2 separate regions of the Mus musculus genome follow, and region 1 is linked to region 2. The links are chromatin loops, found by intact Hi-C in ENCODE. Cell type or tissue: heart. All regions are shown on one strand. Links, peaks and the distances in the headings refer to the core of each region. The heading gives the core; the rest is flanking DNA.

Evidence for each region. Peaks named below come from ENCODE experiments on the same cell type or tissue, not always from the same donor. Only the 100,000 strongest peaks of a DNase experiment are listed, where the experiment ranks them.
Region 1: a loop joins it to region 2, with 4 times the contacts of the local background. A loop is called at or near these places in 16 of 42 quality-filtered maps.

The regions. Positions count from the first base shown.
Region 1 is chr8:106,398,111-106,413,582 of GRCm38, reverse strand. It overlaps Gm34026 (a long non-coding RNA gene), which reads right to left and starts at 13,538. Exons shown (of 3, transcript XR_387995.2): 1 at 13,333-13,538; 2 at 11,846-11,941; 3 at 7,180-8,014. In heart, for the core only: a CTCF peak has its summit at 10,101 (motif pointing right); DNase peaks (open chromatin) are centred at 7,502, 8,572 and 10,122; H3K27ac peaks cover 1,651 bases.
Region 2 is chr8:106,142,466-106,157,937 of GRCm38, reverse strand. Pla2g15 (phospholipase A2, group XV) reads right to left here and starts at 7,584. Exons shown (of 6, transcript NM_133792.3): 1 at 7,325-7,584; 2 at 2,914-3,070. The coding sequence starts at 7,451. In heart, for the core only: no CTCF peak of the experiment used is centred there; DNase peaks (open chromatin) are centred at 7,597, 8,747, 9,527, 9,897 and 1 weaker place; H3K4me3 peaks cover 1,613 bases; H3K27ac peaks cover 1,739 bases.

The sequences.
Region 1 (15,472 bases), core at 3,575-11,574, 260 kb before region 2:
GCCGTCTCTCTGGCCCTATGACGTTATTTGTACGCATTGTCTACAAGATTGGGGGGTGGGGGGCTTCAGTTTGTTCAAAGACCATTGTTTATAAAGCCTGAAGTTGCCATTGGAGAGGGACCAACTAGACCCTTCAGTAGGCAAGGAGCCGCATTCACAGCAGTAAGGCATGCAATGGAAAACCCAAGCTCAGAAGAATTTATTGACTCTCTAAATTGTCCCGCACAAGGGCTGGGGCTTGCCAGAGGTCGAGGTGTAATTAGTTCCGGTTTGCGGTTGGCTGTTCAGGTGGTTGTTTCGTGCAGGCAGTGAGAGCAGGGATAAGCTTGTGAGTAGCGACTCCCTGGATCAACAGGCACAGCGCATGATGCTCTTTTCTCATGGTCCAGGAGTGGACCTGCAAAGCCGGGACCCTTAGGATGCTCTTAGCCACGGGGTCCTCCAAGGGTAAGTGTGGCTCTCTGCCCTGGTCCCTGGGTAGCGGTTATTGTTTGGTGCCAAACACAAGAATTAAGAAGCTGATCAAGGAGTGTTTGTGTCCTCAGCAAGTTCAGAACTGTACATTCACAGAACTACCAGACGTCTAGCCTCTTAGAGCTGTCTCTCTGACAACGGCCTCCACATATGCTTCAGATTCCTGGGTTTTGAGATGGAAAAGACAGAACGTGCTGGGACACGGAGGAAGAGCCCCAGGTATCCGAGTAGTGCCCTCCCCCACTCCCACCTGGTGCCCTGGTGGGCAAGAGGCCACCCTTTTTTGCCTAAGAGGTGGATACTGGACTCAGTGTGACCTTGTTCAAGCTTGGGGGAGCCAAAGAAACCGGTTAATAACGCCAGATGCCTTACTCCGCACCCGCTGTAGGATAACAGGCAGGACCATTTGGCCCTCTCTTGCACACTGGATCAGCAGTGGGCTCAGCCTTCCAGCTGAGATAGCCTTTGTAACACAGGAGCATCCAACAAAATTAGTGAGAGGCGATGGATGGGCCCTTATTGAAAGTACCTGGGCTCAGTTACGAAAACCTGTGAACAGGGAACCTCAGTTCCTGACTGTTTTCCTGCCCTCACCAAGACACCAAATCAAGAGAATACTTCCTGAACGCTGCTTTGGGTCAGCATAACTTTAGCTTTCGTCGTCTGAGGCTGAATTGAGTTCACTCTAGGTTGCTGGGGTGCAAGGAAGCAAGTCCTCCCCACTCTTTCACTTCCTCCCCGTGGTTCAAACTAGCTTGAACTCATAATAACTCAGGCTGTGCTCAGGCGATACTGCTGCTTCAGCTTTGAGAGTGCCGGGATTACAGGAGCCACCACACCTTGCTCCAGTAAAACCAAACACCTCCTGTGCCTGGACCCTAAGGCGTTCTTCAGACCGCTGGCATCGATCGCCATCTGCTGGTCACTGTGGCACATTACTGTTCTAAAAATCTAACATACCGGGTACTTTGGCAAATTTATTCCTGCCAGAACCAGGCCTTGCGTTTTACATACATTATCTTAACTTGAATTTAAGAACCAATAGAATTGATTGGGGTTATAGTTCAGTGGTAGAACCCTCGCCGCACATGCATTATATCCTAGGTTCCATCCCTGTTTGTTTTTTTTGGGTGTGTGTGTGTGTGGATAAGATAGATATTCTAATCTGCATTGCACATGTAAGAAAATAGCTTCGGAGAATATAAGCAGTATATAAGAAACTTACCAAACCACTGAATGTCACATGTGGGATTCAAATGATCTTCTCCCTGTGCTGTAAACTCTTCCTTGTGACAGGTGAGTCTCTGGCCTGACTTCCTGCCTCCCCTTAGTAGATTTTCCCTAGAGAAGATTCTCATGTCCTTCTGCACCCCGCCCCCCATTTTCAGAGAAGTGCATGGCTAGGGCTGAGGTCAGTGTGCTTACTGACACAGTGCAGGCCACTGCCATGACGTTCCGCTGTCAAGACATTATTTCCGAAAGATTCAAGAATCAAGTTTTCATTTATTAACATTTTCAAGACCCAGTCTCTGAAAAAAAAAAAAAAAAGGCAATTAACGGGCCAGAATTCCATCTTGGAATGTGTACAAGTTCTTTGTTTAATCTTGAGCTTCACAAAGAAAAGGAATTTTTTGTTTTGTTTTGTTTTGTTTTTTCGAGACAGGGTTTCTCTGTATAGCTCTGGCTGTCCTGGAACTCACTTTGTAGACCAGGCTGGCCTCGAACTCAGAAATCTGCCTGCCTCTGCCAACCAAGTGTTGGGATTAAAGGCGTGCGGCACCATGCCCGGCTATATTTTTTTTTCTTAAAGGACACATTGTTAAACTAGGCCTTGTCCTCCCTCCCTCCCTGCCCTGCCTCCTCTCCTCTCCTCTCCTCTCCTCTCCTCTCCTCTCCTCTCCTCTCCTCTCCTCTCCTCTCCTCTCCTCTCCTCTTCTTGAGAACTATTGCTCTTTTCCAGAGTACTTTATCCATCTTTGGGAGAAGATCCCACAGACAGGATCCAGGAAGGCACCCAGAAGTGTGTGTGTGTGTGTGTGGAGGAGTGGGTGGAAGACACGGCATAGGAGAAGTGTAATCCACTCCAGCTTGAGCCAGGCAGAAAGACTTCTGGGGGAAGTGATTATCTGAGTTGCGTTTTGAAGGCTGAGGCTTAAGTTGGGCAGTGGGTGGATTGAAGGGGGTCATGTCTTTAGGCTCTTTCTTCCTGAGATGTTTCTCATTAGGGGTCTAATGGTCCTGAATCTCCTCCCTGGCCTTCCTCTCCTCTCGTCCCATCTCCTCTTCCTGGTTATCCCTTCCAGCCATGATTAAAACAAGCACCCCAGTATTGCACGTGGTACTGTCACCCTTGTCTCAAGCAAGCCCTTCTGTGTGGATTGCTCCCGGCTTAGTCGTCTGTCTGGTGAACTCATTCAATCCTCCAGCGTGACGTTCAAGCCCTTATGGTATCATCCCACAAGCCTTCCTTCAATCACAGGTCAGTCCCATGAACCAAGTGTTAGGTCTACATCGATACTTTCTGTTCAGGTATCTCTGTCTTTTCAGCTGTTTCGGATCTCTTGTAGACTGGCAGGGGACCAGCTAGTTTCACTCAATCAAAAATAAATGGTTGGCTGGCTGGCTGGCTGGCTGGATAGAAGCACAACTTAAAAAACAAGCAAACAAACACAACGAACAAGAAACCACCCCTCTTAACAAAGACGGCTCTCTCAGACTCCCAGTTCTGTTCCAGGACATGGGTCTGAAGGGATTTAGCCATTTGTTATTAAAGTGAATTAAAACTTACTTGAAATAACCGCAGACTCCCCCGCTCCCCTGAGCCTGCAATGGCCAGATTACATCTCCTCCAGGCACAGACGTTTGACATTTTGTTGCAAAGTCATTTTCCTCTCATTTCCTTATGTTGCTAGAATATTCTATGTCTCTTCACTTCCCCTCCATGTCCCCATTACTCACGTTAGTTAAATTTATCCACTGCCATTTAATCATCCGAGATAGACTTGCTGGTATGCATGTTCTCTGGGCACTGCTTTCTCTTCTCAGACCATCTGTCTTCTCCTGGGCCACAGTGAGAACAAAACCCAGACCCCACCCCTTTGGGGATAGAGATCCCCGGAGTCCTGCGTTCCTTCCACGGCTGGCTTTGACTTCAGGGTCCTCTTGTTTGCACCACACCTATGGCCCTTTCCTCTCTCCAGCCTCCTCTTCCACTTCCTGGAACTTGCTTGTTTTATTTTTAATTTTATTACATTTGTTTAGTTAGTTTGTGAGTGGGTGAGGGCACACACATGCCATACAGGTCAAGGGATAACTTGTGGCAATTGATTCTCCCCTTTTACCTTGTAGGTCTTGGGGATTGAGTTGAGGTCTCCAGGCTTGGCAGCAAGGACCTTTACCCATTGAGCCATCCGGCTTGCCTAGAACATGGGTTTTATTTTGCCTCCAGACCAAGCAGTTCTGGAACCCTTTAGTAACACAGACAAAGGGGCATCGTAATTCTTCTCTGAACAGGTTTAGTCAGGAAAAGGGACAAAATAAGCAGCTGGATAGTGGAAGTGGGGGTTGTGGGGTGCCTGCTTCAGATACAGGTGTCCTTATCTGGCCAGGACACCTTCCCTCTCATATAAGGACAGAGACCCTCACTCTCCCCAGAGACATTTGGAAAAGAACAGAAATCCACATCTTCAGGAAAAGAATGGTGTGGAACTATCTTGTAGGATCAGTCTCTGCGCGTACACACACACATACACACACGAACAGAAACCCTGGCAGGAGTAAAAGCCAGCAGCAGAAAGAAGCTGAGGGCATAGCTGTGCTAGGGTAAAGAAGAGAGCTATAAAAGGACTTTATGCCTCACATAGAATCAAAGGGCAAGGAAAAAGCGGCCCTGGGAGCGTTCTTTTTTATTTTGCTGATAGCATCTTATGTATCCCAGGCTGGTCTCAAATTCATTGCATGGCAGAGGATGGCTTTGAACTTCTAATCCTCCTGAGTGCTGGGGATAGGAATTCACCTCCACAGGTAGCGTGTGTGTGATGCTGGGAAGAGAGCACGGGGCTTTGTGAACACTAGACAAGCTCTCTGCTCACTGAGGTACACCTCTAGCCACCATGGGGTAGATTTCGAGGACAAAGAGGGTGGCTCAGCAGTTAAGTCCATTGGCTGTTCTTACAGAAGACCCAGGTTCGATTCCCATCATGGAGGCTCACAACCAGTCCCAGCGGAGCCTATGGAATCTAATGCCCTTTTAAGGGCCTCAGAAGCAGCAGGTACACACATAACATATAGATGTACATGCAGGCAAAACACTCACATAAAACATTTTAAAAAAACAACAAAGGGGGCACAGATAAAGTACTTAATAGTTATGTTTAATGAGTCATATTTATAGACCTTCATACATATGATCATATTTAATTTTTTTCTCTATGTAGCCCTGGCTGGCTTGGAACTCTCTGTGTAGATCTCTATGTAGTTCTGTCTCAAATTCAGAGAGATTTACCTGCCTCTGCCTCCTGAGTGCTGGGATTAAAGGTGTGTGACTCTATTCCAGCTTTAAAATTTTATTTAATAAAATAAACTTTATTCTTGTGTTCATTTCAAGAATATTTTTTTTTCAGAACAAAATCAAATCTCCAGTCTCCATGTGTCTATGTTTTATTTGTGCTTCCATTGGGTCTTGGTTGGAGGAGACATTACTTACTGTTTATAATATACTTCTTATCTCCTTTACTTCCTACAAGTGTTCCGTGTCTGAGGATCAGAAATCAAGGATGGGGTTCAAGGATACAAAAAGATACTGGCATAATCAAGATTCATGGGGAAACTGTTCTAGGCTGAGGGTTCAGCTATCTGGGAGAGTGACCAGTGAGGCAGGGTACATAAGGTTTTCAGCCACCATCCCTCAAATCTCCATTACTGTGCACATTTTAAAATTTTTATATTTTAATTATTTACTTATCTGTTGTGTTGCTGAAGACAAAGCTCAGGGCTCTATACACGCTAGGTGGGTGTTCTCCCAGGGAGCTTCCATAGCTTTTAATTTGCTGAGAACAGCATCACACCATGAAACCCAGGCTAGCCTTGAATGTCCTGTGTAGCCTAGGTTGGCCTGGAATTCAAGATCCTCCTGCCTCAGACATCTAGGTGTCAGAATGACAGGAAAGAACCACCATGCCTGGCTCTACTACCCTCTCACTTCTAACTATGGCGGAACATAGACCAAGAAGCAACTAAAGGGAGAAATGGCTTATTTTGACAGCGTGAAGTTCAAGAATTGAATCCGGAGAGCTCTGTCTGTCTTGCTTTGCTGGTGGGGACTTAATAAAATAAACTTTATTCTTGTGTTTATTTCAAGAATATTCTTTTTCTTTTTCAGAACAAAATCAAATCTCCAGTCTCCATGTGTCTGTGTTTTCTTTGTGCTTCCATTGGGTCTTGGTTGGAGGAGACATTATTTACTGTTTATAATACACTTCTTATCTTCTTTACTTCCTACAAGTGTTCTGTGTCTGAGGATCAGAAATCAAGGCCGGGTTCAAGGGTACGTAAAGATACTGGCATAATCAAGATTCATTGGGAAACTTCATTAGGAACGCCCACCTAGCGTGTACAGAGCCCTCAGCTTTGTCTTCAGCACACAACAGATAAGTAAATAATTAAAAAATAAAAATTTTAAAAATGGGCACAGTAAGTGTCTGGCAAGAGGGATGCATACAAGGCTCAGAGCCACCATCAAGGAGAGTACCTTCTAAGACAGTGCCACCAACAGGGGACCAAGTATTCAAGTGCTGGGGCCTATGAGGGGACACCCCACATTCAATCCAGAACACTTTCCCAGGAGGCTCTGGGTGCAGCCTCTCAACAATGGTCCATGTGCCTGAGCAGACTTTGACTAGACTGTATGATTCACCCTGTCCCCTTGAGTCTCTTTCTCTCTCTTGGAAGGGGCCAAGAGTAGGGGTCTCCTTAGTTGATGGAGGTTGGTGAACTGATCGTGTTAAATGTCTGAGCAGCTCAGTGAACTAGAGCCCCTGATGGAGAGAAAAAAAAGGCAAGCCTCCACCTGCAGAGCCCGGAGACAAGCGAACTATTCCAGGTTCAAAGACACTGCCAGTGGCTAGACAGTTCCCAGGAGCCTGACAGGGCTTTCTTAGCCAGCTTTCTCCCAGAGATTCCCTCGGGTGCTTGCCGTTACATCCACCCTCCACAGACTCTGCTGTTGAGCGTTCTGTTTGTGCCGTAGCACATCCCCGATCAAGGCAGTCTAAAACAATGGATGTTGTGTAGATTCTATATTCCCCAGATTCTTTAAAAAATAGTCTATTTGTGAATAAACATTATTATTCATATTTATACCTAAAATGCATGTGTGTGTGTGTGTGTGTGTGTGTGTGTGTGTATGTGTGTGTGTTATGAGATATGTGCATGTGGAGATCAGAGGAACTTTCAAGGGTTCATCTCTCCTCCCATCATGCAGTTCCAGGGGTCAAACATAGGTCATGAAGGATTGTTGGATTAATGGGTAATAGGCTATTTTGAGAGCACATCTGCTACATAAATTTGGCTTTGACCCTTGTATGCATCTTTCTTGCTATGTAAAACCCTGCACCACTTCGGAAATCTACACATAGTCTCCATTAGTGAGAGGAACCTTCGATAGATGTAGTTCTTCAACCTCAAGAAGACCCTTGGAGCCTCGGAACCGTAAGGCTTTATACGCTACTGTATAAGCTGAACGTAAGGTATTCAGTTATGGCAACGCAAAACAGACCTGAGTATCTGAATCTTTGCATTGTTGGAGGGACAATGGGAGTGCCAGCTTAAAAGCAGCGGTCTGGTGCAGGCTGTCCTTTCCAGCGAGGGAAGGATGAAGCCCTGTGGGTTCTCCCTGCTCACCCTCATCTGCTGTATGTAGAGCTGGTTCTGAACGTGAGATCATGCCTTTGGCCTCTTACTGGCTTTGTGACAGCTGCCATCTCTGGCGTGTCCGGCGGATGTTGTTTTGACTCCGAAGCCATCTTTTTTTACTTCCGGTGCAGGGTTTCCAGAAAGTGCTGAAAGGTCTGAGGCCAGCGCGGGTGAGCCGCCGCCGCCGTGGGCCATGCCTGCCTGCCTCTAATATGATTTGACTTGTTTTCCTGGCCAAAAGAACTCAGGGCCAGGAATGAAAAGCCTCAGTGGCAGAAGTGATGGCTCCCTGTGCTGCCCGCTGCTGCCCGGTGTGGTGTGGCTGGCGCTCTCTGCCCACAGGGTTCACTCTCAGCCCCGGGGAGCCAGGAAGGGAACATTTCCAAGAAATCAAAAACAGAAAGAAAGAAAAACTTCCTCTGAAACTGCCATCATCAGGCATTTATTAAACTTGAGTTGACTGGGGCCAGTTCTCCTGGTTGGCTAAAATTGGCTTGAAAAATAGAGTAATTTGTGGTTGTCAGATCCTAAATTAAATGATTCGAATACTACTGTGGCTGATTAAAGGACTTGATTCAATTTCCTCTTGACCACATGTTTTTCTGTGAGGGCAGAAGAGACACTGTTTCTGGAAAAAAAATACAGTATTAAGAGACTGCTTATTGGCTCTATGGGTAATGTTCAATAAATATGGTTCTCCCCTTTGCTCCTCACTGAAAGGTGAAACGAAAGAGGGAAGAAGAAATGATTATTGTGTGTTTAACTGTGTTTAACTCTCTGTCAAGCGGTTATGTAGATACGGCCTCAGGGTACCAGACAGGGTAGCTAAGAGAAGTTTAAGGACCCAAAAGGGTATCTAGGCAACAGTAACAAAGGTCAGCAAATAAAGAGTCAATGAGAGGGGGGAAAAAAAACCAAACAAACGGGGGCTGTGTTGGATGGTCTGAGAGAGATGCCCCTGCCACCTACAGCAATGGCAGAGGGACAGTCTTATGACAGCCATGTTAATACTCTCCCTTCTTGGGGACCAGGGCCAGAGGAAGCCAATCCAGAGACAGATGATACGTTCTGGTAAACAAAGGGAGCTGCCTCTGTAAGGTGAGGACCTCCAGAGAGCAGGCTGCTAAGCAGCTGCTGCAGGAAGGACAGAGGTCACAAGGTGTTTACTTAGCAGCTTGCTGAGTGGAAAGAAGCAGAAACTTCCTGACAGGAAGAAGTCCAGGGGGATGACAAAGGATTGTTGCCTGAGAGAGAAAGAGAGAGAGGGGGGAATATCTTGGGGTTCTAGGATTAAGGGGTATAATCCGCTGGCCCCAATAGCCCTCACCCTGGCTGACCTCCCTAGTTTAGGCTCATCCGACAAACATGCACACTCTTGATTGAGGTAGCCTAAGCAGGACACGGAGGACCCCAAGCAGAACACAGACTCAACAGACACCCGTCAGCACTAAACACCGGAGAACCCTATGATCATCTGTTTCCAGACAGTGAGTTATCTAAGTCTCAAAGGAACCTGATGAGACCAAAATCGTGAGGGTAGGGGATGGCCTTTGAAGGGTGGCCCGTGCTGGGGACGAATCAGGCTCACCTTCCTGGAGCCACCTCCCGTTGACCTTTCTCTCCCCTTGTTTTTGTCTTTGGAGTAAAGGAAAGATAACACAGCTTAGCTCAGCGGTTCTCAACCTGTGGATCGTGACTCCTTTGAGGTCCAACAACCCTTTTACAGGGGTTGCCTAAGACCATTGGAAAACATGGATATTCGTGTTACAACTCATAACACTGGTAAAATTACAGTTAAAAAGTAGCAACGAGGGCTGCAAAGATGGCTCAGTGGTTAAGAGCACTGATTGCTCTTCTAGAGGTCCCGAGTTCAATTCCCAGCAACCACGTGGTGGCTCACAACATCTGTAATGGGATCCAATGCACTCTTCTGGAGTGTCTTAAAGACAGCTACAGTGTACTCATATACATTATATATTATATATATATCTTAAAAATAAAGTAGCAACAAATAATTTTTATGGTGTGGGGGAGTCTTCTACAACATGAAGAACTGCACTAAAGGGTCTCAAAACATTAAGAAGATTGAAAACCCCTGCCTTAAATTGAGGCCAGGCTGCCTGACTCAGGGCCAACACACTCAAATTTTAGGCTCCTTCAAGAGCTTTCAAGATAGCAAGCCTTTGGATGGCTGTGGGAAAGGAACAGGTATAAGGGTGTCCAGAATCCTGCTTGACCCAAGGCTATGTGGAGGATGAAACCATCCTTACTGGATTCCCTCAGTTTATTAAATGAATGGTTTTAATTTACACTTCATTTTTGTTTTTAATATATCGAGAGTTGCCTCAGATAAGGCTCTAGACTCTAGTTCTCACTGCCAGATCACATACCGACTCTGATGCTTGCTCTGTGGCCACGAACTGGTCATTTAGCCCGTGGGTGTCTCCCTTTATTATCTGTCGGCTCAGAAGGATCGACCCCTCCCTATGAGTGCTGTGAGATTAAAAGGAGTTGTTGCTTGTGAGGGCTTGCGACAGATCCTGCCTTTGAAAACATCAGCTTGAAGTTTTATTGGGCATTTGTATTTCATGTCAAACATTTCTGCTCTGTCCTTGCCCATTTTTATGGAGGTCATTTTTCTAGTTACACGGCAGGAATTAATGCTAGAGCCCTCTCAAGTCAAGGTGGCTCTCTTAGTGGCTATGGTCCTCATAGTCTCTAGGGGGCGCCCAGGGCCCATTCTGTCTGCGTTGTGGCAGCCTGTGGGCTCTGGGCAGAGAATTCTGGATCCACCTGGCTAGCCTGGACTGACTGGGCTCTACATCCTGTTCTGCACCTTTACCGACCTAAGCATACTGAGTGAAAAAGAAACCAGGCATGGGGCTGCTAGACGTTTGTATGAGGTGTACTGCTTTGTCCCACCTTGGTTTGAGACCTTGGGTTTCCAGAAAAAAACAAAAAAACAAAACAAAAAAACGATGCTAGATTGTCTGGGTAAGCTTTTTCCCTCTTGTCTTACTAGCCTGGAGCAAGAGTGCGTGCTAGGGGGACCCCTGTGGGGAATGATGTGGTAAATAGAGACGCTAGCAACTGGGGTCTGATGTTAGTGGACAGAGAAAGCTGGCGTCAAAACTCCCATTGGGCCAGCTAGTTGGGGGTGGAGTGGGGTGCAGACTTCAGACGGAAACATTGTAAGTGAAGAGTGGAAGACGGGACACACTGAGAGGGAAACATATCGGTAGACATGGAGTCCCAAATTAAACAAACAAACAAACAAACAAATAAAAAACCAAAAAAAAAAAAAAAAAAAAAAAAACCAACAACAACCCCAAAACCCCAAACAAACAAAAGGAAGGAACCACGACATACTGAGCTGTAGCCCAGAGATTTGGTGTGGTAGGAATGTCACTGTAGTGCACTGTAGTGGCCATGACTCTACCAGGTCAAGTCTCAATGTGGCAGAGAGAGGAGCGAATTGTGACCAGGGTGGCTCAAAGGCAGGTCTTTGATGGGAGCAGAGGCAAGCAAAGGCCCAGAATTAAGGACTACCAAGAGAGAATAGCATGTAAGAAGCTCCAGAGATGTGTGCACGACGTTCTAAAGCACAGAACAATGGCTTCCAGAGATAATGGGAAAGGGGGATGGAGAATGGCGAGTCACCCCTAGGAGACTGTGTGGAAGCTGTGGTCAAGCAGGAGACAGCTTTGGCATAGGAGATGGCAGGGGACACAGAGGATGTCTGACAGAGACCCTCTGTTTTCCAGGATTGGAGGGAGTTGGGCAATAGGAGATGTCAGTAGGTACAAAGACAGGATGAGCTGATAAGGGCCGGAGGCTGGCCTCTCCCTCTAAGCATCTCATGGACCACCAGGCAGAGGTAGGGTGGCGTGTCTCTCCATGGCACTCTACTTACCAGCTTCTGTTCAGAAGGATCTGTCTCCCATTAGGAATCCTGTGCCGTGACAGGTTCTGAGAGCTAGTCACAACTCTGACTGCACGCCAAGGAGCCCCCTCATGCGAACACTTCTGGAAGCATTGAGTGCTATAAAGACCCACTGTGTGGCGTGCGGATCCCATTAGAGGGGAACATTTTATCACAATGGAGGCACAAGTAGGTTGTTTGATGGTAATTGCTTTCCTAAACCTCGAAGAAAAAATGCATTGCAAACCCACCACAATTAACTAGAGTGATCACATTCCTTTTTTTTTTTTTAAGCTATTTAGAAATATTAGCAACGGACTTGGTTTCCAGGTTGTTGTGGTGCTAGGGTTTTTTCTGTTGAATCCCACAACGTATTGTAAGTGCCTGAGGAGGGAGGAATGGGAAGATGTTTGCATTTTCCACTCAGCAGCCCACCGAAGCTCAAATAATAGCCTCGATGTGTAACCTGGGAGTTTAATATCCTCAAATATTTATAATTATGCAGAAATAGCCCTGAGAACCATTCAGATTACTCACAGCTGGATAATTATCTGTGTCCAATGTTCACAACCTCAGAACTGATTCTCAGAGTTCCGGTGCCCCTTTGTCACTTAGGGTGTGGGTCCATGGGATCTGTGGGCAAAAGAGATAGGGCGGAGGGCTCTCTCTGGCTCATTATAGCTCCTTCCCCTGCTGAATGTAAGTTCTCTTCTGTTTTCCCTGGGCGTGAAAAGTCCGGAAAAGTGTTCAGCCCCACTGGCCATAGGGCAGGAAGAGCTGGTGTGGGTTATGAACACACACATGGGGAACTGAGTTTAGTCTTCTCCAACCCACATAAAAATCAAGTCCTCACTGGGGACATAGAACCATGAGGACCCCTGGGGACTGCTGGCCAGGTAGTCTCGCTGAATGGATGAGCTCTAGATTCACTGAGAGACCTGCCTCAAAAAATAAGGTAGAAACAAAAACAGAAGGTGGAAAACAACTGAACACAACACACACACAAACACATACCGCACACAGACACACATGTATACTCAGAGATCACACAGACACACACACACACATACACAGACCAAGCACAGAGAGACACACAGATACACACAGACCACACAGGGAGAGAGAGAGAGAGAGACACACACACACCACACACAGATACACACACTCACAGATCACACAGATCCCCCCACAGACACACACACATACATACAGACACACAGATACACATAGACCACACACACACACACACACATTCACAGATCACCCCACCCCCAGATACACATACACAGACTACACACATATAGACACAGATACACACAGACCACACACACACACACTCACAGATCATACAACCCCCCCCACAGATACACATACACAGACTACACACATATAGACACACAGACACACAGACACACACACACCACACACAGATACACACATACAAATGCTACACACAAACCACACACACCCACACATATATACACATACACAGAAAAAAAACACACACACCACACAGACCACACACACACACAGACTACACACATCACACATAGACACACACACAGAGATCACACCACACACACACACACACACACACACACACACACACACACACACATGCACAGACACACAGACCACATAGACTGCACACACATCACACAGACCAGACACACACATACAGAGCACACACACACACACACAGACCACACATACAGAGAGCCACCAGGGGTGTCCTATGAAGTCTCAGATATTCCCTGAAAGGATTCAGGGGTCAGATAGGCATGTGAGGTGCTAGTTGTTCTCTCTGCCTCTGCACGCCATTGAGAGGCACAATGCATATTTTCTGTTAATTCTCTCTCCCCCTGTCTCTCTGGCTGTTCTCCCTGCTGCGTGCATATTTCTAGAAGAATATCAAGAATGATTTTCCCTGCGTAATTACCCGCCTCCTCCCCCACCCACCTCCACACATCTTTCAAAGTGGCAGCTTCTCTGATTTCTTTAAGTGGACTCTACTATGCAGTTACCAGGCAGGTGAATTAATTAAGGGAGCCTCCAGCCGTGAGAACTCTGGTCAGTTTTTCTCTCTCCAGATCTGCTTCCTCTCTGTCCCCTTAGAAATTATTCACCCCAGACCACCTTCCCATTGCTGCTGAGCTGGGGGGACATGGCTATTTCTCTAGACAGGGAGCAGCCATCTCTCTTGTCTGCTCTTCTTTCTTGAGGACTTAGGTTGCCCCGGTCCCAGAGCAGAAGTCGTAAAATTCCACTTTTGTGAGGTCATTCAGCATTTTCTCCCACTAGAACTCATAGGAAAACACCCAAAAAGAGAACAAACAACAGAATGGGTTGACTCATGTAATCGAAGAGTCCAGAGGGAGTCGAGGGTCCCTGCCAAGATTCAGGCAGGACACGCTTCACTGCTCTGGAATTCTCCCTGGCTGCCTGCCTCTGGCTTTGAGCTTCCTGTTGAGCCTTGGACATGTTTAACACAGCATAGGCTTAAAGTGTTCTGGACCCGGCCTCGCACTCGAGCCATCAGAAGATGGAGCAGGCCTTACTCTAGGTGTTTTTAGGAATGGTCCAGAGAACGTCTCCCCAAAAGACCCATCAAAATCCCTTCTGGTTCGGTGGGGACTGATCTATCCCTTACCTGATCGTTGTGGCCAGATGGATGGGACCTACTGATGATCCATCAAGGTCTTTATCTGAAACTGGGAACGAATGGGAAGGAAGATGGAAGGGTGGACACCCCTACACAATGTAGAAGACCATAACAAGAGAAGCAAAAGTTGATGCCCAACCACCCACAACAGTGGCTGTCCATTCCTGTAGGAACTTGGATCCCTTCTTTTCATGGTCCAAGAAGCTAAGCTCTGCCTCTTTCTCTGGGTTCACCTGCCTGGTGCACTTGCCCTCCGCATCCCGAGTACAGATGACTACCTATGTGTCCTCCAGAGTGAGCAAAAGAAAGAATTATGGGTAGGGATATGGGAGTGTCAAGCTAGCCATATGTAGCTGTGGGACTCTCATGAATCAACAGACAGGGCTGGGATCAATGGAGCCAGCTGGACAAAGGGGACTAGGAACTGGAGAGACATAGGTCCTCTTCCACAGACCTCCCTTCTAAGGTTATCAGAGAAAGGAAGAGCGTTTACCACTAGAACTATGGTTGCTTGTCACATCAGTAACTTTAAGGACAATTTGATGAGATTCTGGGATCATTAATGGGATAGAATGGGTACTTCAGAGCCCACAGTTGGACATAGCCCTGCCAGTCCCGAAGTAGCACACTTAGTAGATTTACGTCACAACAGGGTCAGAATAAAAACAATGAAACCCCATCATCACAAGTGGGAGCACGGCCAGGGTGATGGCTCCGTGGACAAAGATTCTTGCTGCCAGGTCTCAGGACAGGAGTTTGATCCCCAGGACTCACACGGGGAAGGGAAAGAACTGACTCCTTCAAGTTGTCCTCTGATCTACACATGTGTGCCACGGTGCATGTGAATGAACACATACAAATAGAAACAAAAAATAAAATGAATACTAATAGAATAAAATAAGAGATGCCTCTTCTTGTCGTCTCAGCATCTTTGCTAACCTCTCTGCAGCCAGAACTAACCGTGGGTGCTTTCCAGAGCCGTGAGGGATGCCAGGCAGTTTTCTTTTACAAATGATTTGTGACAAACTCGTGCAAACATGCCTGCTTCCCCCTAAGAAGAGAAGACTTAGAGGAAAGAGTCCCTCCCACATTTTCCTTGTGAAGAAGCCTGCAGCTTGGACACAATGTTCTTTTTCCTTGAGGACTCCTTTTAGTGAGAGGAATATGTATTTTTTTTTCTCATCTTTACTAGAAGAAAAGTCTGCTGTTTTAAATATTTGAAAGCTGGTATACCATCCTCTTCTAATCAGTATGTTTAGCTCTGGGGACATAGACTCCTGCTACATCTGGCTAGGTTTAGCATACTGTCCGAGCTACCTGTCCAGCAATGCCTAAGACTGAGTTGGGGACTCAACTGTGCGCCACACACATTTGCTAGATTCTTTGGCATTCTTTTACAAATTATTTGACTCTGTCTCAGTAACCCAAGATGAATACTGAACTGAACACTCTACCAGTGGGTATTCTGGCTATTCTTGAGAATTCCTTCCAGAGGGATTCTC
Region 2 (15,472 bases), core at 4,086-12,085:
CACATGGTGGCTCACAACCATCTGTAACAAGATCTGACTCCCTCTTCTGGAGTGTCTGAAGACAGCTACAGTGTGCTTACATAAAAAAAAAAAACAAAAAAACAAAAAAACAAAAAAAAAAACAAAAGAAATCCTGTCTTGAAAAACAAAAACAAGCAAGCAGATGAAAAAGAAAGAATAATACAATTTTTGAGTCTGAATTCTGATGCTGTGATTTATCATGTGAATGAAAGGGCTGTAGCCAATTTTATAAATTCTTTGCGCTTCCATCTTTCCTTATCAATAAAGTCAGTTTGCTTTATTGTGGTTTTAAGGCTCAAATTCAGAGCTTTACTTATGTGATTATCACTCAAGTGACTTATCACTGAGCCACACCCCCACTTCCTCCTTTAAAGCAAGTTTAATGACAATGCCATTTCCAGAGAGTTAGAAAGTTCATTACTGAGTAGACAAATCTAGAGTGTAGGTCACTCACTCAGGTGTACACTTGAGGCAATCAAGATACTCACCCACAGGAGACAGAGCTGATAAAGCACACCCTAATCCCAGCATTCAAGAGGCAGAGCCAGGATTGTCAGTTCCAGTCTGGGCTACACGAGGAATTAAAGGCCAACCTGAGCTACATGGTAAGAGCCCTGTCTCAAATACCTTTTTAAAAGTTTACAGAGACAGGTAGATTTCTGAGTTCGAGGCCAGCCTGGTCTACAAAGTGAGTTCCAGGACAGCCAGGGCTACACAGAGAAACCCTGTCTAGAAAACCAAAAAAAAAATAAATAAATAAAAATAAAATAAAAAATTTTTAAAAAGTTTAATTGTATGAGTATGAATTTTTGCCTGCATGCATACACAGGCACCACATGCGTGCCTGATACCTACAGAGGTCAAGACAGACCATTAGATCCCTTGGAACTGCTGTCATGACAGTTATGAGCCACCGAGTAACTGATGGGGCTCAAATCCTCTGCAAGAGAAGCAGGTGATCTACTGGGCCACCTTACTAACCCCTTTTGGTTGTTTTGTCAGTCTTTGCTGCTATGACAAGATTTCACGCCGGGCAGTGGTGATGCTCCCTTTTAATCCCAGCACTTGGGAGGCAGAGGCAGGCGGATCTCTGAGTTCCAGGCCAGCCTGGTCTACAAAGTGAGTTCCAGGACAGCCAGGGCTAAACAGAGAAACCCTGTCTTGAAAAACCAAAAAGAAAAAAAAAAATCCATTTGGGCTGGAGAGATGGCTCAGTGGTTAAGAGCACTGACTGCTCTTTCAGAGGTCCTGAGTTCAAATCCCAGCAACCACATGGTGGCTCACAACCATCTGTAATGGGATCTGATGCCATCTTCTGGTCTGTCTGAAGACAGCGACAGTGTACCCACATACATGAAATAAATAAATAAATCTTTTTAAAAAAGAAGTCATTTGTATTTGTCTGGCAGATAATGGCACAAGCCTTTAATCTCAGCACTCAGAAGGTAGAAGCAGGCAGATCTCTATGAGTTTGAGGCCAGCCTTGTCTATAGAGTGACTTCCAGGACGGCCAGGGCTACATGAAGCAAACCTGTCTCTGAAACCAAAACCAAACAAACAAACAAAAACCAAAAAGACCACTAAAACCTCTGCCATCCAATTAAAATGTTTACTTCTCAGCCCTCATAACTTAACCTGCTGAACACCGCTGATCGGCTGGCACGTAAAAGGAGTCACTCCACCTGTCAGTGTTTGTTTTGGGTCTTGGGACAAGGTCTTGCTACTTAAGTCTGGCTTGTACTCATTCTGTAACCCAAGCAGGCCTCAAATTGGTGGCAATCCTCCTGCCTCAGCATCTCTCCTGAATGCTGGGATTATAGACAAACCACCACACCCACATTGTTTCTAGTTTATAAACATATTTATGGTTAATAACTGATCAGGTTTAGATTGATCATATATATACATGTTTCTTAAAAGCAAGATGACGATGATGGGTAAAGTAAGAATGGAGTTTTTGATCCACCACACTCTGTTGGCAATAAAATTCACTTTATAACAGAAATATATATATCCTATATGGAATTTAGTAAAACCCAGTTCCTTGGCAACACAATTTTGTAAGGGTGAGTTACCAGCAAAGGCGGTTTTTTGGCTTTGTTTTGATTTTTTTTTTGAGATTTTTATATATTTTATTTTCTGTGTATGAGCGTTTGTGTGTACAGTTCCCAGAGAAGTCAAGAGGGCAACAGATTCCCCGGGACTGAAGTCACAAAGAGTTGTGAGCTACCCTGTGGGTGCCAAGAACCAACCTAGGGCAATACTGCTCAGTCTGGTTTGCAACCACTGTGGGGGTTGCATGTCAGATATCCTGCATATTAGCTACTTACCATGATTCATAACAGTAGTAAAATTACAGTTATGGCCAGGTGTGGTGGCACACGCCTTTAATCCCAGCACTCGGGACGCAGAGGCAGGCGAATTTCTGAGTTTGAAGCCAGCCTGGTCTACAAAGTGAGTTCCAGGACAGCCAGGGCTACACAGAGAAACCCTGTCTTGAAAAACCAAAAAAAAAAAAAAAAAAAAAAAAAAAAAGCAGCCAGAGAGGCAGGCTTAGCCAGGACCCAGGCAAAGGAGGAAGGGGAACCACACAGAGTCTGTGAATAGGGGTTAGGCAAAAGAATAAAACAAACAAAACCTGAGCTTAAAACCTGATAGTTGAACTGGAAGAAGGAGAACTGGAACTAGCAGGAAGAAAAAGAAATTCATGCTTCTGAGAGTGTAAGCTAGTGCTGACCAGACCAGACCAGACCAGACCAGATCAAGGGCAGGAGAGCCTAGGAGAGAGAGATATCATTTTTCCATCTATTGAGGAATGAGGACAAGGACTCTGAAGGCCTCTCTAGGCCCCTAGGATGAGCGATCCATCATCTTGTGTGCACCAGCCCTCACCTGATATTGTCAATCCAGCAGTCAATGATAACAGGCAGAAGCAGTTCCAGATTCAGCCAGAGTGTGAAGTAGCTGTCCGTCTTCTTGGAGCAAAGGTAGTGTACAACCTTTGGCTTATCCAGCTTTGCTTCCAACTGGTTACCCAAATCACCAGGCACTGCAGGAGAAAAAGACAGGCATGGCCCCAGGCCCCAGCAGGCTGGAGACCCCCAAGCCTCTTGCAGTCTGCAAAAGAGCCACCCAGAGTGATGAATACCATGGCACATCTTTGCAATCCCACTCTCAAGTTGAAGTACAACGCCAGGGTTGGGAAAATCAGAAAAGGCCAGGACACCACCTTCACAAAGAAAAGCCCCTACTATCGGGGGACCGCAGTGGATACCTGTAAATCCAGTAATTGGGAGGCTGAGGCAGGAGGATCAAGTTCGTGCTAACTCAACCCGGGCTACACAATGGGATCCTATTTCCAAACAAAAACAAGAGCCACATTAATGGGAAAGAAGCTACCAGCAGATAGTGGAGGCTTAAAGAGAGGCCTGGCATGTTTGGGGGTGGGAGTTTGGGGTGGGGGGATGTATTGTTATGGGATGAAAATAACTTCTCCACGATCTCGAATGGAACTTCCTCGTTGGCCATTCAGAAGGGAATTAAAAAACCAAAGTTACTTCCCTGAGAGAGGCTGTGGATCCCTCTGAGACCTCAGCTACTGATGGTTTCTAGGGTTAATGGACCCAGATCATCTCTGTGTAGTCCTGGCTGTCCTGGAACTCACTCTGTAGACCAGGCTAGCCTCAAACTCAGAAATCCGCCTGCCTCTGTCTTCCAAGTGCTGGGATCAAAGGTGTGTGCCACCACCGCCCGGCTTCCAGATCATACTCTTAACTAGAAGAGATTTTGAGGCTCATGGGAGTTTTTCAGAACCTCCAGAATTTGGCCAGTGCTATGGCCCTGATATTAGATATGTACCACCCTCTCCAGGCTTAAACCAGGAAAAAAGGTAAGCAAGGTCTTCTCTACCCCCAGGCAGTGGGACACAAGATAGAGTGGTAAACCAAGAATTAAACCCAGAGGCAGTACTCTTCTATTTAGTTTTAGCTTTTGTCTGAGACAGGGTCTTGCTGACATCCAAAGCCTGCTTCTCCAACCTGCCAAATTCTGGGATTGCAAGCTCATCAGTAGGAGCCCTGATAAAAAACACAAATGAGAGACATCTGTAATGGTTCCAGCAGACCTACCAAGATGTGTAGGCCTTGCTAAAGGCCAGGAAAGTTGCAGAGGGTAGGTCCTGTGGAAAGCCTTAAGGCAGTGCAGAGGTGTGCTGGTGATGGTTAATCTGCAGTAACAAGCCACAGCAGGCATGGGGCGAGGGGGTGTGACCAAGTTCCAAGCATGACTGGATACCACTCCTGTCAATCTCTTTGAGCCACTCAAACCCTAGGGCCCTGATAACACCCAAGCTTACACCCATCCCTTCAACTCCCAGCATTTAAAGCCTGTTACCTTACAGGTCACCACCTACATCCACAGGCTGTACAACTTTACAAGGACAACCTCCCCTCCCCGTCTTTTTTTTTTAAAAGGTTTCTCTGTGTAGCCCTGGCTGTCCTGGAACTCAGATCTGCCTATCTCTGCCTCCTGCGTGATAAGATCAAAGGGGTGTGGTACCAACGCCCGAGGGGGTAAAAAAAAAAAACCCTTTTTGAGACCCACAGTCACTATAAAGAGCCCCTTGACTTTTCTCAACAGTGTCTTTGAACCCAGCATAGCACATGTCCTTGCCTAAGCAGTTATCCCAGTGTCTTCAGAGTGTTGTGGGAAGACACGTGCCTTCCACTCCCTTCATGATGTGGGTGCTGATGCAGGAAATTCCCACCATGGGAGCTTCGACATGACATACCTATGAGCAGGGCATGACGACTGGTCAATGTCTCCATGCACTGACGAGGAAATGGGTGAAAGAGGAAGCCACCAGTTACCCCTCTTCCTGGTCAGGCTGGGAGGCCTCTAAAAATAGCAATGGCCCCTTCCTGAGATACTTGGTGGTTGAGACATAGACAAGAACCAGACACAAAACTTTTACTTCAAATAACCCTGGGAAGAGTCCTCTTTACTTTCATACACATTATCAAATTATGTTTAGTCTACATGTATGTGCAGGGGTAAGACGAGAGCACAACACAGCACATGTGCAGAGGCTGGAGGACAACTTTCCAGAATTGGTTTCTTCTGGGGATAGAACTCGGGTCTTCAGGCTTGGTGGCAATCCCCTTCGTCCACTGAACCATCTTGCAGGCCCTCTTTGTTCATTTAACAGATAAGAAGACTGAGGCTGAGAGGGATGCAAACTGTTTGCCTAAGATCCCACCCCCCTGTTCCAAGATCAGTTTTCTGCTACCTCTCCCACTAACTCAGGACCCTGCAGCACTTTTTGTGCCTAGAAAAAGCTCTCTCTGGCCGGGCGGTGATGGCTCACGCCTTTAATCCCAGGACTTGGGAGGCAGAGGCAGGAGAATTTCTGAGTTCGAGGCCAGCCTGGTCTACAGAGTGAGCTCCAGGACAGTCAGGACTATACAGAGAAACCCTGTCTCGGAAAAACAAAAACAAAACAAAACAAGAAAAAGCTCTCTCTGGCAGCAGCCCTGGTCCTTGAAAAGATGCACAAGGATACAGGAGCTCAGATTCTTTCAGAGTCTAAGGCTTCTCAGCTATGATTTAGGATAACCAAAGTCTGCATAGATTAATTGGCAGTTAGTGCCCATCTGTCCAAGCGATACTATGCTGCAAATAAGCCAGGTGTGATGGTGCACTCCTTTAATCCTAGTGCTAGGGAGGGAGAAGCAGACAGATCTCTGTGAGTTCAAGACCAGCCTGATCTACAGCAAGAAGACAAGGCTACAAAGACTCTGCCTCAAGTAGGAAACGCGTATGTGGTCAGAGAATACACACATCTCAATGTCATGGGCCTTATTCTTAGATCTTCTTACATTCACACGTGACTTCTTCACACTGGTCCTCAGGGTTAAAGTCCAGATGACCAAGTCACAAGTTCTACACCACCCATATCTCCTGCCTTCCCCCAGTTCCATGCTGACCAGCCTGGAGCAATCTTCCAAGCCACCTTACTTCCTGCATATTCCAGGAAGGCTTCCCCAGCGCTCCCACACCTCTCTCTCTCACCTCTCAGGATGACCTCTCTGAGAGGCACTATTACTACCATCCAGGAAGCTTGAGAGAGGCAGGTCCAGCTGTATACAAATCTCAAAGGGAACCTAGGCTCAGAATCCCCCATCCCCTTCGCTGACCTAGAATGACATTGCTTTTCAAGAGAGGGTTTCTCAGCTAGGCATGGTGGCATACACCCTTGATCTTAGTACTTGGGAGGGAGAGGCAGGTGGGTATCTGAGTTCAAGGCCAGCCTGGTCTACAGAGTGCGTTCCAGGACAGCCAGGGTTACACAGAAAAACCCTGTCTAAGACAAGACAAAAAGAAAAAAGGGAAGAAAGAGCACAGGAATTTATGCTCCAGCAGAAAGAAAATATATATATATATACACACACACACACATATACATACATAAACATATATATAGCGTACGTTTCAGCATGTCTCTGTTCTCAGGAGTCCTGGCCAGCGAAACACCAGTTCAAAACGACTTCCATTGGCTGAATGGGGCATCTAAGACTCCTAGAGATTTTAGCCTGGCCTATTACCACATAGAAACATTGTTATTTCTGTTCCGCTGCCAAGTCTAAGACAGAAGAGCAAGTGGGCAGGGAATGTCACCTGGCCTCAGTACAGCCTAGAGTAATTAGGTCTGGAAGCGGAGAGTGGAGGCATGCTCTCAGACTCCCGGACTCCCTCAACGCCAGTTCAAGACTGTTGTCCCAACCCCATTCCTCTCTCCTCCCTTCCCTTAGCCACCCTGTTTCCCTTAGGCCATCTCCTCGAAAGTCAATACCATCCATTCCATAAGCTGAGAGCAGAGAAATGCTTTTGGGGGCCAGCGTGGATAGAACTTGCTACCACTCATTCCCTGTGAAATAGAGAGGGTAGGAGGTAATGACCGATTCTGAGACTGCCTAGGAACCCGCTGAAGTAGGGTTGAATTGCCTCAGTCTTTCCAGCTAAGAAATGGGGGCATGGCGAGGCAAGGTTTGGAGCTGTTGCAGTTAGGTGGAGTGGAAAGCCAGACATTATCTATTCCCTTTACTCTCACGTTTCAGAGGGCTCCAGACCACACCCATGCCCGGTATGGCGGGAGGTGGGCTAACCGAACTGACCCAGGTTAGAAACCAAATGCTCTGGGTTTCGTGCTTAAAGCAGATGCACAACAGAGCAGTTGGCCCACCAGACCCTGGCTGCACTGGATCCTGCAGGATCCACCCACCACCACCCTGAACACGAGTCTCACCCAGCACCACCGGGGGGTGACGTTGGGCCGGGAGCGTCAGGTCTGCCAGCATCATTAGTAGAAACAGAGGTAACAGGAGGCCACTCCGGAGCTGGGTCTCGCGACAGGTGCAGAGATGGCGATCCATGGCGTGAGACTGTGGTCGCAGGTCCAAGGGGCTGCTTTAGAGATTAGGGATCGTGCCTAGGCCCGGGCCGCAGCTCAGCTAGTTAACCCCACCGCTCGCAGATACCAGTCAATTAAGACCCGCCTCTTGCTAAGGCTCTACCAATTGCAACTCTCCGCCACGAGCGTCCCTCCCACCGGAGCTCACCACCCGCCCATGCCCACCTCCGGGACTTTGCTGCGCGCCGAACGCATCGATCGACCAACCGATGGGAGCCGCTTATCATCCCAGCTGTCGCCCTGCTCCTACACAGCCCCATCTCACCTCACCGTGAACCCAACACAGAACAATTCTCAAAGTCCACTCAAGTAGTTCTCATTCCTAATTCCTAGCCTTCCCACAGCACAAGGACCAAAAACATGCCCTTCATTTGCTATGGGTGAATGGTCTCTAAACAAAAAAAGAGGAAGTTAGTGTTTTGGAACTCGGGTGACCAGCAGCTGTCCAGGACCTTTATACGGCCTTTACACTGGCATCCCCAGGGGCATCTAGGTTTGGCCGCCCACGTCCAGAAAACTTTTACTGTCTGCCTTGCCGGTAGAAATGCATGTTAGAACCCAAGAAGCAGGTCTGGGAGAAGAAGCTAAAACAGCCTTTCTTTCTTTTCTTTTTTCTTTCTTTTTCTCTCTTTCTTTCTTTCTTTCTTTCTTTCTTTCTTTCTTTCTTTCTTTCTTTCTTTCTTTCTTTCTTTCTTTCTTTCTTTCTTTCTTTCTTCCTTCCTTCCTTCCTTCCTTCCTTCCTTCCTTTCTTTCTTTCTTTCTTTCTTTCTTTCTTTCTTTCTTTCTTTCTGTTTTGTTTTTCGAGACAGGGTTTCTCTGTGCAGTCCTGGCTGTCCTGGAACTCACTTTGTAGACCAGGCTGGCCTTGAACTCAGAAATCCGCCTGCCTCTGCCTCCCAAGTGCTGGGATTAAAGGCTTGCGGCACTACGGCCCAGAGATCAGCCTGTTTCAAACGGTCTGTCACTCTGTAAGTGCAGCACACGAATAGAGTTGGGAGTGGTTTGGATCTGAAAGTCTGAACCATTTCTCTGTAGGATTCCCCTGCAAAGAACAGGGCTCGAGAGCTCATGTTGGCACTTTAGCCCCTGTCCGCGCAAGCCTGAGGACTCAGGAAGGGCATAAGACTGACTGGAGCGAGGAGCTGGGGCCCAGACGGTAGTAGGCAAAAGGCTCAACACCCAGTAATATGCCAACACTCTGGGGGTGAACTGACCAGTGCTTCTGAGAAATAACCCTCTACATACTTCCTTCTGAAGGCCAACTGTGCTTCTGGGACACTGCTTGGTCCCAAGACTTCTGCTCCACCCCCCACCTCTTCCTTCCCTCTTCTTGGTAAACAGCTGACCCCACGTTAATGCCAACAATTCTAGTTTTTATAGCAAAATAGGAAGTTATTTATTTATTAAATTGTATTTTGGTTTTTTGAGACAGGAGGATTTCTCTCGGCCGTTCTGGGTATCCTGGTACTCACCAAGCTGGGCCCCAACCTTACAGAGATCCCCCTGCCTCTGCCTCCCTAGAGCTGGCATTAAAGGTGTGTGCCATCACCTCACAGCTTAGAAAGTTTTGTTTTGTTTTGTTTTTAAACGATCTATTTGTTTTATTTAGATGTATGAGTATTTCTGCCTACATGTATGTGTATCACATACATGCCTGGTGCCTGCAGAAGTCAGAAAGAGGACTTCAGTCTAATGTAATAGAGTTACAGACAGTTGTGAGGCACCATATAGGTACTGGGAATCAAACTGTAGGCCTCTGGAAGAGCAACAAGTGCTCATAACTACAGAGCCATCTCTCTAGCCCCAGAGAACAGGGCATTTTAAAGCCCACTAACCAATACATTAGGCCCCACTGCCTCCTACTTTAATCTCTTGCATCTGTAAGAGGTTGCTACAGACTGGTCTGGTGAAGGCCAGTACAGAGTCATCGAGACACTCTGCCAAGACTAGGAACAGTCAGAAGTCCAGAGCCAAGAGGGGGTGGGGAGGTGCTAGAAGGCTTGGACAACCTTGGGCATTGGCCAGTATGAACATCTTGGCTAAACTATCATCCTCAGATGACCACAGTCCCAGAAGACCACAGACTTCAGAAGAGTGGCACTGCTTTCAACTCTTTCAACTGGGATTTACTGATGCACCACCTCCCCAAGCACCCAAGCTATTAGGAGTCAGGATTGCTACGGGAATGGCTAACCGTGACCTTTGCTGGCACTGTGGACAAAATCGGGAGTTGAGCTCCCTCCCTCTTTTTAAAGACAAAGGTTTACTACATGGCCCAATGTCTTGGCTGGTTTTCTGTCAACTTGGCAAAAAAAAAAAAAAAAAAAAAAAGAGAGGGAACTTCAGTTCAAAAAAGCCTCCAGAGGATCAGAATGTGAGCAGTTAAGCCTGTAGGAGATTTTCTTAGTGATCATGGGAAGGTCCAGCCCACTGTGGGTGGTGCCATCCCTGGGCTGATGGTCCTGTGTTCTCTAAGAAAACAGGCTGAGGCCAGGGCAGTGGTGGCACACGCCTTTAATCCCAGCACTCGGGAGGCAGAGGCAGGTGGATTTCTGAGTTCCAGGTGAGCCTGTTCTACAAAATGAGCTCCAGGACAGCCAGGGCTACACAGAGAAACCCTGTCTCAAAAAACAAAACGAGGAGGCAGAGGCAGGTGGATTTCTGAGTTCGAGGCCAGCCTGGTCTACAAAGTGAGCTCCAGGACAGCCAGAGCTATAAAGAGAAACTCTGTCTCGAAAAACCAAAAAAAAAAAAAAAAAAACGAAAAGGAAGAAGGAAGGAAGGAAGGAAGGAAGGAAAGGAAGGAAGGAAGGAAGGAAGGAAGAAAGAAAGAAAGAAAGAAAGAAAGAAAGAAAGAAAGAAAGAAAGAAAGAAAGAAAGAAAGAAAGAAAGAGAGAAAGAGTCCTCAGGCTTGTGCGGACAGGGGCTAAAGTGCCAACATGAGCTCTCGAGCCCTGTTCTTTGCAGGAGAATCCTACAGAGAAATGGTTCAGACTTTCAGATCCAAACCACTCCCAACTCTACTCGGAGTGACAGACCGTTTGAAACAGGCTGATCTCTGGGCCGTGGTGCCGCAAGCCTTTAATCCCAGCACTTGGGAGGCAGAGGCAGGTGGATTTCTGAGTTCAAGGCCAGCCTGGTCTACAAAGTGAATTCCAGGACAGTCAGGACTGCACAGAGAAACCCTGTCTCGAAAAACAAAACAGAAAGGAAGAAAGGAAGAAAGGAAGAAAGGAAGAAAGGAAGAAAGGAAGGGAGGAAGGAAGAAAGAAAGGAAGGAAGGAAGGAAGGAAAGAGGAGGGGGGGGAGAAAAGAAGAGGAAGAAAAGAAAAAAGAAAACAGGCTGAGGAAGCCATGAGGAGCAAGCCAGGAATTCCCATCTTTCACAGTGACCCTGCCATCTCTTCAGTCTTTGTGTATGTGTGTGTGTGTGTTTGAGACAAGGTTTCTCTGTATAGCCCTGGCTGTCCTGGAATTCAGTTTGTAGACCAGGCTGGCCTCGAACTCAGAAATCTGCCTGCCTCTGCCTCCCAAGAGCTGGGATTAAAGTAGTGCGCCACCACTGCCGGACTATCTCTTCAGTCTTTGTCCACAGACTTGACACTATCCTAAACTCTGCACACCTAAAATGATAATACATATATGATAAATACACATATATGGTAGATACAGATATGTGTGCTTAAGACTCTTAAAAGGATTTATTTATTTTATGTATATGAGCACACTGTTGCTGTCTTTAAAGAGTTATTTACTATTTATGCTGTCTTCAGATACACCAAAGAGAGCATCAGCTTCCATTACAGATGGTTGTGAGCCACCATGTGGTTGCTGGGGATTGAACTTGGGCCCTCTGGAAGAGCAGTCAGTGCTCTTAACTGCTGAGCCATCATCTCTCCAGCCTGTTCGTGGTTTTATGAGATGGGGTCTCTCTATGTTATAGTGTTTGTCCTAGAGTCCCTATGTAGACCACTGGGCTGACCTCAAACCCAGAGATCCCCTGCCTCTGCCTCCCCAGGTTTGGTATTAAAAGTGTGTGGCACCACACCGAGCTTGGTTTTATTATTTTAAATGTCATGGAGTAGGGGAGGTATGTGGCCATGAACAAGAATACCCTTGGAGGCCAGAGTTATTGGATCCTATGGACTTGAGTTGCAGGCAGTTGTAAGCCATCCACTATGGTTGCTGGAAAGCAAACTTGGGTCTTCTGTAAAAACCGCATGCTCTTAACCACTGAGCCAATCTCCAGCACCAACTTCCTGTTTTTCTAACCTACAATCTTAGGATAGTCAATAATTCTTTCTAACCTACAATATTAGTCAATAATTCTTGCCTGCTTTTACTCTTGCAAAGCCAAACTACCCTCGTCCCACAGCACCTCTGCTGCTGGCTTTCCACTTTATCCCCTAATTCTGGAGGAATGCACTCCGTGTGCCAGTGGACACCATGAATCATTAAGTTAGGCCCCACCACTCATTCTCCTTCTGTGGTGGCTATTCCTGGTTGTCTACTTGACTACATCTGGAATGAGCAACATACAATCCAGAAATGGAAGGCGGGCTTTGTGATCCAGATCTTGAGTCTGGAAGACATAGGACTCTGACCCGGATCTTGACATGGGATAACACAGGCCTTTGATCAAGATCTTGAGGTATAGTGGCTGTGAAAAGTTTAGGCCCATGCTTTAATCCCAGGAGACCTCCAGGCAAGCAGATCTCTGGTTCAAGGTCAGCCTGGGATAGAGTAGATTCCAAATGTAGGCGTATACACCTTTAATCTAGGCCATAAACTTCTGCTGGAGGCCTACATAAGGACAATGGAAGAAGGAAGGCTTTCTTCTTTTTTGCCTGGTTGCACTTACTTGCCAGCTCATCTGTTGGAACTTCTTCAGGATTCCAGCTTCTGCAGAAGGCCAGCTGAAACCCCCAGCCTTGTGGGATTGAGCAATTCCTAGATTCTTGGACTTCCCGTTCACAGCTGCCAATTGTTGGGGTAGTTGGACTGCAGACTATAAGTCATTCCAAAAAAATCTCCTTTAATATACAGAGACACTCCATAAGCTCTGTGACTCTAGAGAACCCTGACTAGTACACCCTCTAACTCACAGCCCTTCCATGATGTCCCTCCCTTTCCCAGTGAGAACCTTGAGGACTCCGGCTCATTTTCTCTGGTTAATCTTGCCTTCTCTCAAGCCCACTCTACCCTCAGCCTCTGACTTCTTGCTGGCTGGAACAGGATCCTATGATACTTCTGAGCTCGCTGCAGTGACACCGTGCATTCCATGGTTAGGGGGGTCTCTGCTGAACTCTTCCCTTGGGCTTCAGAAATGGCGCACTTCATCTGAAGCACCTTTGCCTGCCTCCCACTAGGCCATGGTCACCAGGAGAGCAAGCTATCTGCCCGGTGACCTAGCACAGGACAGATGTTTAACATGTTAAATGTATGAATGGCGTGCGCTCTCCACAGCTCCCAAATTTCCTAGGAAAGGTCCAGGTTCCTGTCTGGCTTAGAAGAGGAGAAAAGAGACTGAGAGGTGAAAGGGATCAGTTTGGGATCTGGAAAAGAAAGAGGGTATTCCTGCAGAGATGCACACTCTGTACAAAGCCTGGAAGGAGGAATAAACTCAGAAGCCAGATTCCAGTCCAGTTTTGTTCTCTTCCTAGGATGAGAATATAGGCAAGGGTCCCCACCCTTCCCATCACTGCCTCTCACATAGACCTATGCTTCTAGGTCCCCTACAGAGACCAAATGGATCGTTGGCGTTTGGGGTACCAAACCAAAAGCAGAACTTCAAAAGCTATTTAGTGGTCCTCACACAGCCCATTTGGATGTCAATCAGTTCTCCCTAAACCCTAGACCCAGCAAGTCAGTGTTCCTGGGGTCAATGGGGGGGCCAAATACTGATCTAATTAGCCATTCAGCTCAGAACACAGGAGGCAAGGGCCCAGAACAGAGCATCCCAATCTCCCTTTAACATCAAGGAAGGTTGTTTCACTTGAAGAGAAGTAGTTTTCCAGGACAACAAAGGTAAGTGCTCAGAAATCTAGAGAGTGAAGGAACTGTAGCAGAAGGGGTCAGAGTCCAAGTTGGGCTAGAACAGGTGAGGAAAAGAGGGTAAAACCCTGAAAAGTAAGCTTTTACAAACTCACTGGAGGGGCTGGAGAGATGGCTCAGTGATTAAAAGCACTGAGTGCCCTTCAAGGGGTCCTGAGTTCAATTCCTGGCAACCACATGGTGGCTCACAACCATCTGCAATGGGATCTGACTCCCTCTTCTGGTGTGTGTCTGAAGGGAACCACAGTGTACTCATGTACATAAAATAAACTTGACTCAGCACAGGGATACAGAGGCAGGTGGATCTCTGAGTTCCAGCCTAGCTGGTCTGCAGACTAACTTTGTGGACAGTCAGGAATTAAAACAAAACAAAACAAAACAAAAACCAATCAGCCGGGCAGTGGTGGCACATGCCTTTAATCCCAGCACTTGGGAGGCAGAGGCAGGTGGAAGGCTCCACCCCAGGTGGTCTCATACTGAGTGGCAGCGAGGTATGAATCAGCCTGCTTCAAGGCCGGGGGAGGCTACAAAAAACAACCCACCAACCACCACCACCACCACCACTACCACCACCACCAAACCCCTCCATGGTAAAGAGCGCTGGTGTTCTACTAGAAGACCGGGCTCAGTTCCCAGCACCCACGTGGCTGCTCTGCATTCTGAGCTGAATGGCTAGCCAGGTCAGAGTTTGTTATATACCATGTACTAGGGACCCAAGGCCTTATTCTGATCTCTGTGGATACCAGGTAAACACACCACACACAGCTATCACTGCAGGTAAAACATCAAAAAGCACAAAATAAAATAATACAGAAAACTATCTTTAAAAACATCAATCTGTGTCTAGGCTCATGGCTGGTCAAATTTTTGAGAATAAATGGCTATTGAGTACTTAGTTATAAGCAGGACACCTATACTACCCCCTCCATGGCTCAGAAAACATCAAGGAAGAGGCAGAAAGAATGAGAGTTCAGAGGAGTACTATATAACTGATCAAAGCTGGGCATGATGGGTCACACGGCCCCCAATGGAGGAGCTAGAGAAATTACCCAAGGAGCTAAAGGGAACTGCAACCCTATATGTGGAACAACAATATGAACTAACCAGTACCCCGGAGCTCTTGTCTCTAGCTGCATATGTATCAAAAGATGGCCTAGTCAGCCATCACTGGAAAGAGAGGCCCTTTGGACTTGCAAACTTTATATGCCCCAGTACAGGGGAACGCCAGGGCCAAAAAGGGGGAGTGGGTGGGTAGGGGATTGGAGGGGGTGGGTATGGGGGACTTTTGGGATAGCTTTGGAAATGTAAATGTGGAAAATACCTAATTAAAAAAAAAAAGCTGGGCATGGTAACACAAGTCTTTAATCCCAGCACCCAGAAGGCAGAGGCAGGCAGATTTCTGAGTTCAAGGCCAGCCTGGTCTACAGAGTGAGTTCCAGACACAAACCTTGTCTTGAAAAACCAAACCCAAACCAAAAACCTTTGACTTATAAGCATGACATAGCTGAGGGTTTTTTTTTTTTTTAGACAGGGTTTCTTTGTGTAGCCCTGACTGTTCTGGAACTCACTTTGTAGACCAGGCTGGCCTGGAACTCAGAAATTCACCTGCCTCTGCCTCCCGAGTACTGGGATTAAAGGCGTGCGCCACCACGCCCGGCTTGGTATTCTTTTTTTTTTGGAAAGATTTATTCATGTATGAGTACACTGTAGCTGTCTTCAGATGTAATATCCAAAATGAATTCAAGACCACCCAGTACCTTCCCCCTTTGAAAAGGACTTTCCAAACTGTACTAGCAGGCCAAGTGCAGAGCCAGATAAGGAAGCTGGCTGACTAAACAAATGTAAAAACATAGTTTTAGCAGTCAAAATGATTAAGCCTGCAAACTGCCAAAATAATATTAGCTGTTCTCAGAGAAATAACCATAACAA